Regions from separate parts of the Homo sapiens genome. Here regions 2 and 3 are each linked to region 1. The links are chromatin contacts, found by Hi-C or POLR2A ChIA-PET in ENCODE. All regions are on one chromosome and are shown on one strand. The core of a region is the stretch at or near the end of the contact, and the rest is flanking DNA. Distances in the headings are between cores, read along the strand shown. Region 1 holds the start of SMIM24 (small integral membrane protein 24). Region 2 holds the start of GNA11 (G protein subunit alpha 11). Region 3 overlaps TLE5 (TLE family member 5, transcriptional modulator).

What was found. Hi-C counts contacts between places; a loop is a spot of excess contacts on that map. ChIA-PET counts read pairs that join two places held with the same protein, here RNA polymerase II (POLR2A). Pooled maps may share reads with other maps.
Region 2: a pooled map shows a loop between it and region 1 (2.9-fold over the local background). The contact joins the promoter of GNA11 here to the promoter of SMIM24 in region 1. A Hi-C loop is called at or near these places in 1 of 50 pooled maps. POLR2A ChIA-PET finds 5 or more read pairs at or near these places in 2 of 52 experiments (HepG2 and activated CD4-positive, alpha-beta T cell).
Region 3: POLR2A ChIA-PET joins it to region 1 with 12 read pairs in WTC11. The contact joins the enhancer-like site here to the promoter of SMIM24 in region 1. POLR2A ChIA-PET finds 5 or more read pairs at or near these places in 5 of 52 experiments (A673, H1, MCF 10A and 2 more).

The regions. Positions count from the first base shown.
Region 1 is chr19:3,479,204-3,482,400 of GRCh38, forward strand. SMIM24 (small integral membrane protein 24) reads right to left here and starts at 1,322. Exons shown (of 4, transcript NM_001136503.2): 1 at 1,194-1,322. The coding sequence starts at 1,260. SMIM44 (small integral membrane protein 44) reads right to left here. Exons shown (of 2, transcript NM_001395954.1): 2 at 2,907-3,197.
Region 2 is chr19:3,092,780-3,095,943 of GRCh38, forward strand. It overlaps GNA11 (G protein subunit alpha 11), which reads left to right and starts at 1,583. Exons shown (of 7, transcript NM_002067.5): 1 at 1,583-2,008. The coding sequence starts at 1,873. RefSeq lists silencers at 1,252-1,501, 1,522-1,641, 1,962-2,091 and enhancers at 1,388-2,375, 2,376-3,164.
Region 3 is chr19:3,055,895-3,058,967 of GRCh38, forward strand. TLE5 (TLE family member 5, transcriptional modulator) reads right to left here. Exons shown (of 7, transcript NM_001130.6): 3 at 1,785-1,848; 4 at 418-462. Among named protein-coding and RNA genes, the nearest start is that of TLE5, 5.1 kb to the right of the region's middle. RefSeq lists enhancers at 1,539-2,103, 2,104-2,668. Within about 2 kb of position 1,502, at least 25 of the 41 ENCODE cell types and tissues checked have a DNase peak (open chromatin) inside an H3K27ac peak, as active enhancers do.

The DNA of each region.
Region 1 (3,197 bases), core at 72-2,571:
AAATCAGGAGGGCTCAGAAGGGGCGGGGCTTATAATGCAGGCAGAGGCTCAGGGGGAGGGGCTTATAAAGGCGGACCTCAGAAGGGCGGGGCTTATGACAAAGGAGTGGCTCAGGGGTGGGGTTTATAAAGGAGAACAAGCTCAGGGGAGGGGCTTATGAAGGAGGAGGTGGCTCAGATGGGGAGGGCTTATAAAGAAGAGTCTGGGGGGTTGGGGCTTACAACAGAGGAGCTGTTGGGGGGAGCTTATAAAAGGAGGCAGAGGCTTAGAGGGAGGGGCTTATAAAGGAGGAGCTCAGAGGGGAGGTGCTTATAAGGGGAGAGGGTCTCAGAGTGGGAGGGGCTTATAAAGGCGGCAGAGGCTCAGGAGGAGGGGCTTATAAAGAAGGAGGAGCTCAGAGGGGAGGGGCTTACAACAGACGAGGGGCTCAGGGAGGGGTCTATAAAGGATGAGTGAGAAGGAGGGGCTTACAGAGGAGGAAGAGGCTCAGATGGGGAGGGGCTTGTGAACTAGGGGGCTCAGAGTGGGAGGGGCTTGTAGAGGAGGCAGAGGCTCAGGGGGAGGGGCTTATAAAGAAGGAGGAGCTCAGAGGGGAGGGGCTTACAGAGGAGGAGGGACTCGGGGAGGGGTTTATAAAGGAGGGAGAGTGAGAAGGAGGTGCTTACAAAGGAGGAAGGGGCTCGGATGGGGAGAGGCTTGTGAACTAGGGGGCTCAGAGGGAGAGGGGCTTATAGAGGAGGCAGAGGCTCAGGGGGAGGGGCTTATAAAGAAGGAGGAGCCCAGAGGGGAGGGGCTTACAGAGGAGGAGGGGCTCGGGGAGGGGTTTATAAAGGAGGAGGAGTGAGAAGGAGCGGTTCACAAAAGAGGCGGGGACTCAGATGGGGAGGGGCTTGTAAAGGAGGCCCGAGCTCAGAGTGGGGCCGAGCTCAAGGCGGGGGGTTCAGCCAGGTGTGCTCAGAAGGGCTGGAGAGGGGAAAGGCTCGGGTGGGCGGTGGGGGGTCCCTTACAGAGGAGGGCAGAGCCCAGCGAGAGGGAGGCCGGGCGGTACTGCGGGGGTTGAGAAGGGCCTCCAAGCCACTCTTCCTTTTCTTCCTGCCCCCTCTCCTTTTTCTCGCCATGGAAAATTGGGAGATGGTGATCACCTGACCAACTCCCCTATCCCGCGACGCCCCCTCCCGCCCCCCTGCACCTACCCTGCTGGGCCTCCACCGGGGAGAGGAGCAGAAACTCCAGCACCAGAAGGGCCCCCAGGGTCTCCATGACGGTCGAGTGAGCCAGCAGCCAGCCAGCGGCGGTCCCGGGTCGGCGTCCACAGGTTTGGTGTGGGCGAGGCCCTGCCTCCCCGTGATAAGGCACAGGCGGTCCCCGGGCGGGGGATGCCTGAGACCTGGGAGCGGGGCCCGCCCCTGGCACCACCTGATTGGGCATCCTGCCCCTCCCCTGCCAGCTCCTGCCCCATCGCTCTCCCTCCGGGAGGCCAGACTCTGGACCTGTGTAACAATTAACTGAGGGAGTCCCTCCTCCCTGCACCCTGCCCTGGGGACCATCAGCCTCAGGGCCACCCCTTTGTGATCCCTGCTGCAGGGGCTGAGCTGAGATGGCTGCGACCTCCCGTCCCGGCCCAGGCCCCGTGCCACTCTGGACACAGGGGGAACTCACAAATACAACTGGAATATCTTAAGAAGGGTGCGCCCACCCAGTGCCTCACACCTGTAATCCCACTACATTGAGAGGCCAACGCGGGCAGATCCTTGAGCCTAACCTGGGCAACTTAGTCAAGCCCTACCTCTACAAAAATAGAAAAATTAGCCAGGCGCGGCGGGCACCTGCAGGCCCAGCTACTAGGGTGTGCTGAAGTGGGAGGATCACTTGAGCCCAGGAGTTTGAGGCTGCAGCCAGTTATGGCCGCACCACCGCACTCCAGCCTGGGTGACAGAGGAAGACCCTGTCTCAAAGGAAATAAAAAAAATTAGAAATACAAAGAGTTACCAAGGCTGGGTACAGTGTCTCACGCCTGTAATCCCAGCACTCTGGGAGGCTAAGGCGGGAGAATCGCTTGAGGCCAGGAGTTCCAGACCAACCTCCTCCCGTCTCTAAAATAAAAAATGTAAAACTTAGCTGAGCATGGTGGCCTGCACCTGTAGTCTCAGCTACTCAAAGAGACTGAGGTGAGAGGATCGCTTGAGCCCAGGAGTTCGAGGCTGCAGCGAGCTACGACTGCACCACTGCATGCACCACCGCACTCCAGCCTGGGCAACAGAACAAGACCTTGTCTCTCAAAGCAAATTTGAGAGTCACCTTTTGTGCTCTCAGAGTACACATGAGGCTCCGTGCTCGGCAATTTCACAGATCGCATTTCCTTTTCTTAACACCCCGTGAAATGGTGCCGGTCTCATTGTGCCCAGGAAAGTCAAGGTCACGCAGCAGGTCTGACCTGGGATTTGAAGCCGGGTCTGCCTCGCCCCCAGCTTATCCTGCCTCGCCCAGGCTCTTGGCCCCTGAGGACCCACAAGCAGCCATGGGAGCACACAGGGACAGGGAAGGTGTGCAGAGGCCACATGCCCGTGGTCCACCTGCAAACCGGGACGCTCTCACGTGGGGATGCCCGGGAGCGTTGATGACTCAGGCTCCAGGCTCTCCTGTCCTCAACCTTGGTCCCTCGGCTGATTAGATAGTGGGCCCTGCCCGGGCGAAGGGGGACCCCGCCCCAGCTGACACGGGAGCAGCCATGGCCCAGACGAGTGGTAGGAAGGCCCGGCGTCATCGCACAGGTGTTTATGGAGCGCCTGCTGAGTCGCTGTCACTTCCTCTCTTCCGGAGGTCTGCGGATGACCGCTGAGCAGACCGGCCACTCAGCAGGATGGGGCTCACACATCCCAGCCCCAGGATGGCCACAGGTCTGCTTGAACCAGCCAGGCAGGCATCTATTAAACTCTGACTGTGTATCCCGTCTTGTGCAGGGCTTGGAAGAGAAGGAGGCCTTGGTGCTGTCTGGGAGCTCTCGATCTGATTAGGAAGTCAGGACCACCCCCCAGAGACAAGCAAACCCAGCAGCCGAGGCGGGGGCTGGAGAAGATTTGGAGGTAGGGGAGCCCAGCAGAGGGGGTGGGGGCAGGACCCGCCTTGGAGATCCTGCCCTCCAAAGTCAGTCAGTTGTCTGGGCTTTTTCTGAGAAAAGCACTCTGTGCTCTGAGACC
Region 2 (3,164 bases), core at 333-2,832, 390 kb before region 1:
AAAGATATGGCTGGGTGAGGTGGCTCACATCTATAATCCCAGCGCTTTGGGAGGCCGAGGAGGGCAGATCACTAGAGGCCAGGAGTTTGAGACCAGCCTGGCCAACGTGGCGAAACCCGCTCTCTACTAAAAATACAAAATTAGCCAGGCATGGTGGCGCGCCTGTAATCCCAGCTACTTGGGAGGGTGAGGCAGGAGAATCACTAGAGCCTGTGAGGCAGAGGGTGCAATGAACCTAGATCACGCCCCTGCACTCCAGCCTGGGCGACAGAGCAAGACTCCATCTCAAAAAAAGAAGAAGAAAAAAAAGATATCCCTTGGGTAGGGTTAGCTTAACGGGCTTACAGCAGTGCCTGGTATCCTGTAGGCATTTCATGAATGCGTATACCTGGCCTGGAATGGTGCAGGCACTGCAGTAAGGCCTGATTGACACCTGATGGACAGCAGGCACTCCATTAATCTCTGGTCCGTGCCTGGCATATAGAATGTGTCCCATTAATGCCTGATACACAGTAGGTGTCCCATTAACGCTTTTTAATTTTTTTTTTTGAGACAGAGTCTCGCTCTGTCGCCCAGGCTGGAGTGCAGTGGCATGATCTCAGCTCACTGCAAGTTCCGTCTCCCGGGTTCACGCCATTCTCCTGCCTCAGCCTCCCGAGTAGCTGGGACTACAGGCGCCCGCCACCACGCCCGGCTAATTTTTTGTATTTTTAGTAGAGACGGGGTTTCACCGTGTCAGCCAGGATAGTCTCGATCTCCTGACCTCGTGATCCACCCGCCTCGGCCTCCCAAAGTGCTGGGATTACAGGCGTGAGCCACCGCGCCCGGCCCTCTTTTTTTTTTTTTTTCTTTGGAGACGGAGTTTCGTTCTTGTTGCCCAGGCTGGAGTGCAATGGCGTGATCTCGGCTCACTGCAACCTCCGCCTCCTGGGTTCAAGTGATTCTCCTGCCTCAGCCTCCCGAGTAGCTGGGATTACGGGCGTGCACCACCACGCCGGGCTAATTTTGTAGTTTTAGTAGAGACGGCGTTTCTCCCTGTTGGTCAGGCTGGTCTCGAACTCCAGACCTCAGGTGATCCGCCCGCCTCGGCCTTCCAAAGTGCTGGGATTACAGGCGTGAGCCACCGCGCCCGACCTCCATTAACGCTTTTTAATGGATGAGTGAAGGTTCCTGTCAGGCAATGTCAGGGCGCTTCCCGGGGGCAGCGACTGCTGCCCAGGCACCTGGAGACCCAGAGAGCGCAGCGGCCGCGTGCGCGCCTCCGCCACCGCGCCTGGGCCGAGCCGAGCGGGACCGAGCGGGGCCGAACGGAGCCGAGCGGAGCCGAGCCTGGCCGGGCCGAGTCCGCCACATTCCCACAATCCCGGGCGGCCCCGCCCCGGCTCCCGGCTGCGCGTCCCCCTTCCCACGTCGGCGCAACCAAACCCGCGGGCCCCCCGCCCTCGCCCCGCCCCGCCCCTTTCGCGCCCGCCGACGCCCCGCCCAGGCCGCTAGTCCCGCCCCCATGGTGGGCGCGCTTGGCCGCCGGCCCCTCCCATTGGCCGCACCGTCTGCCCGTCGCGGGCTGCGCTCCCAGCCTGCTAGGTTGTCCGGCGCTGTCGCTCGGTTGCGGCGGCTGCGGTTGGCGGTGGCTGCGGCGGCGGCGCGGGCTGAGTGCGGCCGCGCGGGAGTCCGCGGCTGGCGCGGCCCGAGCGGGGACCCGGCGGCTCGCCAGGCGGCGGCCGAGGCGGGGCGGGCCGGCCCGGGGCCGAGGGCCGGTGGCCGAGGCCGGAGGGCCGCGGCGGGCGGCGGCCGAGGCGGCTCCGGCCAGGGCCGGGCCGGGGGCCGGGGGGCGGCGGCGGGCAGGCGGCCGCGTCGGCCGGGGCCGGGACGATGACTCTGGAGTCCATGATGGCGTGTTGCCTGAGCGATGAGGTGAAGGAGTCCAAGCGGATCAACGCCGAGATCGAGAAGCAGCTGCGGCGGGACAAGCGCGACGCCCGGCGCGAGCTCAAGCTGCTGCTGCTCGGTGAGTGCGGCCCCCGGGCCTGCCGGCTGCGGGCCCTGCCCTGCCTGTGCCTGCCCTGCCTGTCCGGGTCGGGCCGGGACCCTCCGGGGTCAGCCCTGCCTGTGCCGTCCGGGTCGCGAGACCCTCCGGGGTCAGCCCTGCCTGTGCCTTCCCTGCCTGTCCGGGTCGCGGGACCCTCGAGTGTCAGCCCTGCCTGTGCCTTCACTGCCTGTCCGGGTCGGGGCGGGGCCCTCCGGGATCAGCCCTGCCTGTGTCGTCTGGGTCGGCTCGGGACCCTCTGGGGTCAGCCCTGCCTTTGCTGTCTAGGTCGGCACCTGGGACCCTCCGGGGTCAGCTGCGGGCCCCTGATTTCTTTGGGGTCAGCCCCTGCCTTAACTGTTCATGTTGGCACCTGGGACTCTCCGGTGTCAGCCTGTGTCTGTCCTGTCTGGATCAGGCCCCCGATCACTCCTAGGTCAGCTCCCAGCTTCTGCTGTCTACATTGGGCCTCCAGGACTCTTCAGGATTTGCCCTCTGTTCCTTCTCAAGGGACCAGTCCCTCCCTGCACAGGGACCTTCTGACCTTACCCCACCGGAGTACCCACCCCTCGCTACCCCTTCAGGGCCAGACCTTTGGGCTGTAACCCACAGGGCACACTCACCCCTCACTGCTCAGGGCCCCGCGTTGACCCTTCCCTCCAGGCAGAGCCCTGTACACTCCATGCAGGCCCTGTACCCTCCATGCAGGCCCTGTACACCCCCCCATCCCCCCGAAGACTCCTCCGTGTCCCCTATCCCCACATTCCCTTCAGGGCCATTCTCCTGCCTTCCTGTTCCGGGAAACCCCGTACTCCTCTTGGCTGGAATGCACCCTGTGGGAAAAAGACAGTCTTTCCTCTCCTCAGGGTTCCGCTCAGCTGAGGGTGGGGCGGTTGACACCTGAGGGAGCCTTTGCTTGTTGTCCCAAGCAGCTATCTCGGCAGCCTCCCCCGCCCCCTTCCTTAGAGTCCTGGTGGGAGCCACGCTGAGTCCTCGTTGAGAGCAGCCCCCCACCTGCCGGCTCCTCCCCACCGTCCTGGAGAAGGTTTGCTGGTGAACCTCCTTCTCCCCAAGGCACACCTGCTGCAGGGAGCCAGTCGGGCCAGCTGTAAAGTGTTGTCACTCCAAATAAGGGCCC
Region 3 (3,073 bases), core at 252-2,751, 420 kb before region 1:
CCAGTCAGTGGCAAAGGTGGGGCTGGACACCGGCTGTCGCCTGCAGCTTAGAGTGAGGTAAGTGCAGGATGAGGCCAGACTGCACATTCCTCGGGGGTCGGCCACTCAGGCCCCTGGCAGGTAGTAAGCGCTTGTGCGAATGTAGGGAGGGCTGGGGGCCGTAGGCTGTGGGGAAGGTCTCTGCCCCTCCCCACCACCGGGAGAAACACTCCCAGGGAGGCCTGAAAAAGAGGCGGGGCGGGGGGGAGGAGAGCGGGAGCTTGGGGAGGGCTTAGGAGGTAACAGGATAACCGGGCTGGCTTGGTGCCCAGCCGAGGGCCGGCCGCTACCTGCCTGGGGGTGCCCAAGGCGGGGCTGGAGGTGGGGGGAGGAGGGGGAAGGAGGAGGAGGAGGAGGAGGAGGAGGAGATGGGCGTACCTGTTTGTGCATCTCGATGTTCAAGCCGTAGGACATCTCGTAGTACTGTATGGGGGAGAGAGAGGGGGAGCGGGAGATGGGGGTGGGGAAGGATGGGGGGACACGGAGACAAAGAGATAGGGGAGTGGCAGAGACAGACAAAGGGGGGAGACAGCAAGAGACAGCTGAGGGCAGGAAAGAAAGGAGAGGCAGGTGGGAGGGAAAGAGGAGGGAGAGACGCCCACACCCAGCATCCCAGCCCGCCCTGGAGAGGGGCAGGGGGCCGCTGGGGCTGCGGATGGAGACTGGGGGCACTTTAGGTCCCTAGCCCTGGCCTGGCTCCTCCCCCACTCCATGTGCACCGCGAGAACACGCATTCCAGGGCTCCTAATCTTGTATCTTTCTATGTCTTGTCTGCGGGTGGGCCCAGACGCCAGGGAAGTTTGCCTGCCTAGGTATAAACAGTGAGGGGTAAACAAAGCCTGCTGGCTCTGGGGCCAGCAGCTACCCCCACCCCAAGCCCCAGATCTCACCCTGCCCCTCCCCTGCTCTAAACCCTCCCATGGCTCCCTGTCACCCCTGGGGGAAAACCAAGTTCATTCCCAGGCCTTCACGTAGTTTCTCTGTCTCTGTCTGGTGAACTCCTACTCATCCTGCAAGACCCCAGCTGTGTGCCCCATTTCTCCATATAGTCTTCCTCAGGCAGGTCCTAGGTCCCTCTCTCTGACCCCAGCCCTATTCTTCTGGCTGGGAGGGTCAGGGTCTGGCTCTGCCTCCCCCACAGTCTGGGAGATTTGGGTACTGGGCTGAGACCCCAGCATCGCTGCTCGAGGGCCAGGCCAAGGGTGGGTAAGGGAGGGGATTTTTGATGCAGAAATCGTCACCTGGCAGTTACAAAACCGAGCAAGTGGTTCTGGCAGCAGCAATGCAGTGTCACACATCAGCCCCCCGAAATGGGTAGGGCTCAGACCCCCTCCCACAGGCTTCTTCTTTGAGCTCGGGCCCAAAGGGGTTAAGCGTGTGGACGCTGGGACCTTGGCGGTGGGGAGGGACTCGGCTGCTCCCCCACGTCAGTTCCTGGCTGTTGGCTTTCACAGCCGGTGAGCCTCCCTCTCCTCCCTCCTCCGCTGCCAAGGACAGCCGGGGGACCTGGCAGGGCCGGTCTGCAACCCGGCGGTTTGGCACCTCGGCCACTGCCTCGGCCATCTGCCAGGCTAGCGAGGCAGGCTCAGCCCAGCAGGGGCCGGCTGAATGGAGAACAGGCCCCGATCCTCGCGCTTCCCAGGGGAGGTGGCCGGGGTTGAGGGAGCAGCTGCCCGTGGTGGAGGGGATGTGGAGGGCCCTGTCGCCCGCCCCCAACACTGGACCTGGGGGCGGAGTGACGTTACCATCACATAGTGACGCTGCATCTCTGACTTCTCACTGGCCAACTTGTCACATTCGAGCTTGAGGCTGAGGAGGCACAGGGGGGAGATGGGGTGGTTAGTGGCGGCTGGGCGGGAGCCCCCCACCCTCCGTTATCCAGGGGAGGAAACTGAGGCTCCAAGTCCCCTGTAAGGGCAAGATCAGCCAATTCTCAGAGGGTCAAGCAATAATTTTTTTTTTAAATTGAGACGGGGGTCTCCCTATGTTGCCCAGGCTGGTCTCAAAAACTCCTGGGCTCAAGCAATCCTCCTTCCTCGGCCTCCCAAAGTGCTTGGGGTTACAGATATGAGCCACCCACCGTGCCTGGTCAATGAAGCCGTAAACTTTCATAGGGGCTGAGGACATTGAATTGAGGGGCAGGGAAGTTGGTAAGAGTTGAGCTCTCTGTGATGCTGCGGGGAGGGGAGAGCATCAGGGCCCCTGACTGTAAGAAGGGGGTGATGAAACCACCCTTGCAGATCTGGTTGGGGGGAAATAAGCAACATTATAGTAACATTATAGGAACAACAGAAGTTAGAGGGGGCACGGTAACGCTAGCTCTGAGAGTCTCACGAGCCTTCACCTCTCACGGTCCCGACGAGGCCCGCAACGTCATTGTCACGCTCCTTTTATAGATGACACAGTGGACACCCAGAGAGGGTGAGGAACTGGCTCAAGGTCACACAGCCAAGCAGCAGCCCAAGCTCTCAACCACAGGGGAAAATTTTCCAGACCCAAATAGAACGTACAAAGAGGCTGAGAGGGTCTGGGGCTGCAAGGCGGCTCCCGGCTGGACTTCCCAAGGGGACCCTAGCTTCATGGGGGGCCTGGACTTCCCAGGCAGACCCCTCAGCTCCCTCTTAGTCCTTCCTAACAGCCTTTTTTCTTTAGCTGGGACAAAACACACCATTTCTCCCACTCCACCTGGCCAGTCCGGGTGGCTGACACCAGAGCTTCCTACAGGCCCTCCCGGGAAGGATGAGCTGTGGGGCGTTTCTCAAAGCCCCCATGAGGGCGTCATGGCCGGAGGGAAGAGAGCAGGCAGGAGGGCCTCCCAGTCCAGGAAAAGAACTGGTGATGGTGGTGGGGGAGGTGTCCTTTAACCTACTTAAATCCAACCCAGCACAGGGGCCCTGCGGACCTGGCTGTGGCTTACCTGCTTCTGCCATCCCCACCCCCTCTCGGACTGGGTTCAAAGCTCAGCCCTTCGTCTTCCCTGCTGTGTGACTCTAGGCAAACTCCACTACCTCTCTGGGCTTCATTTCCTCCTCTG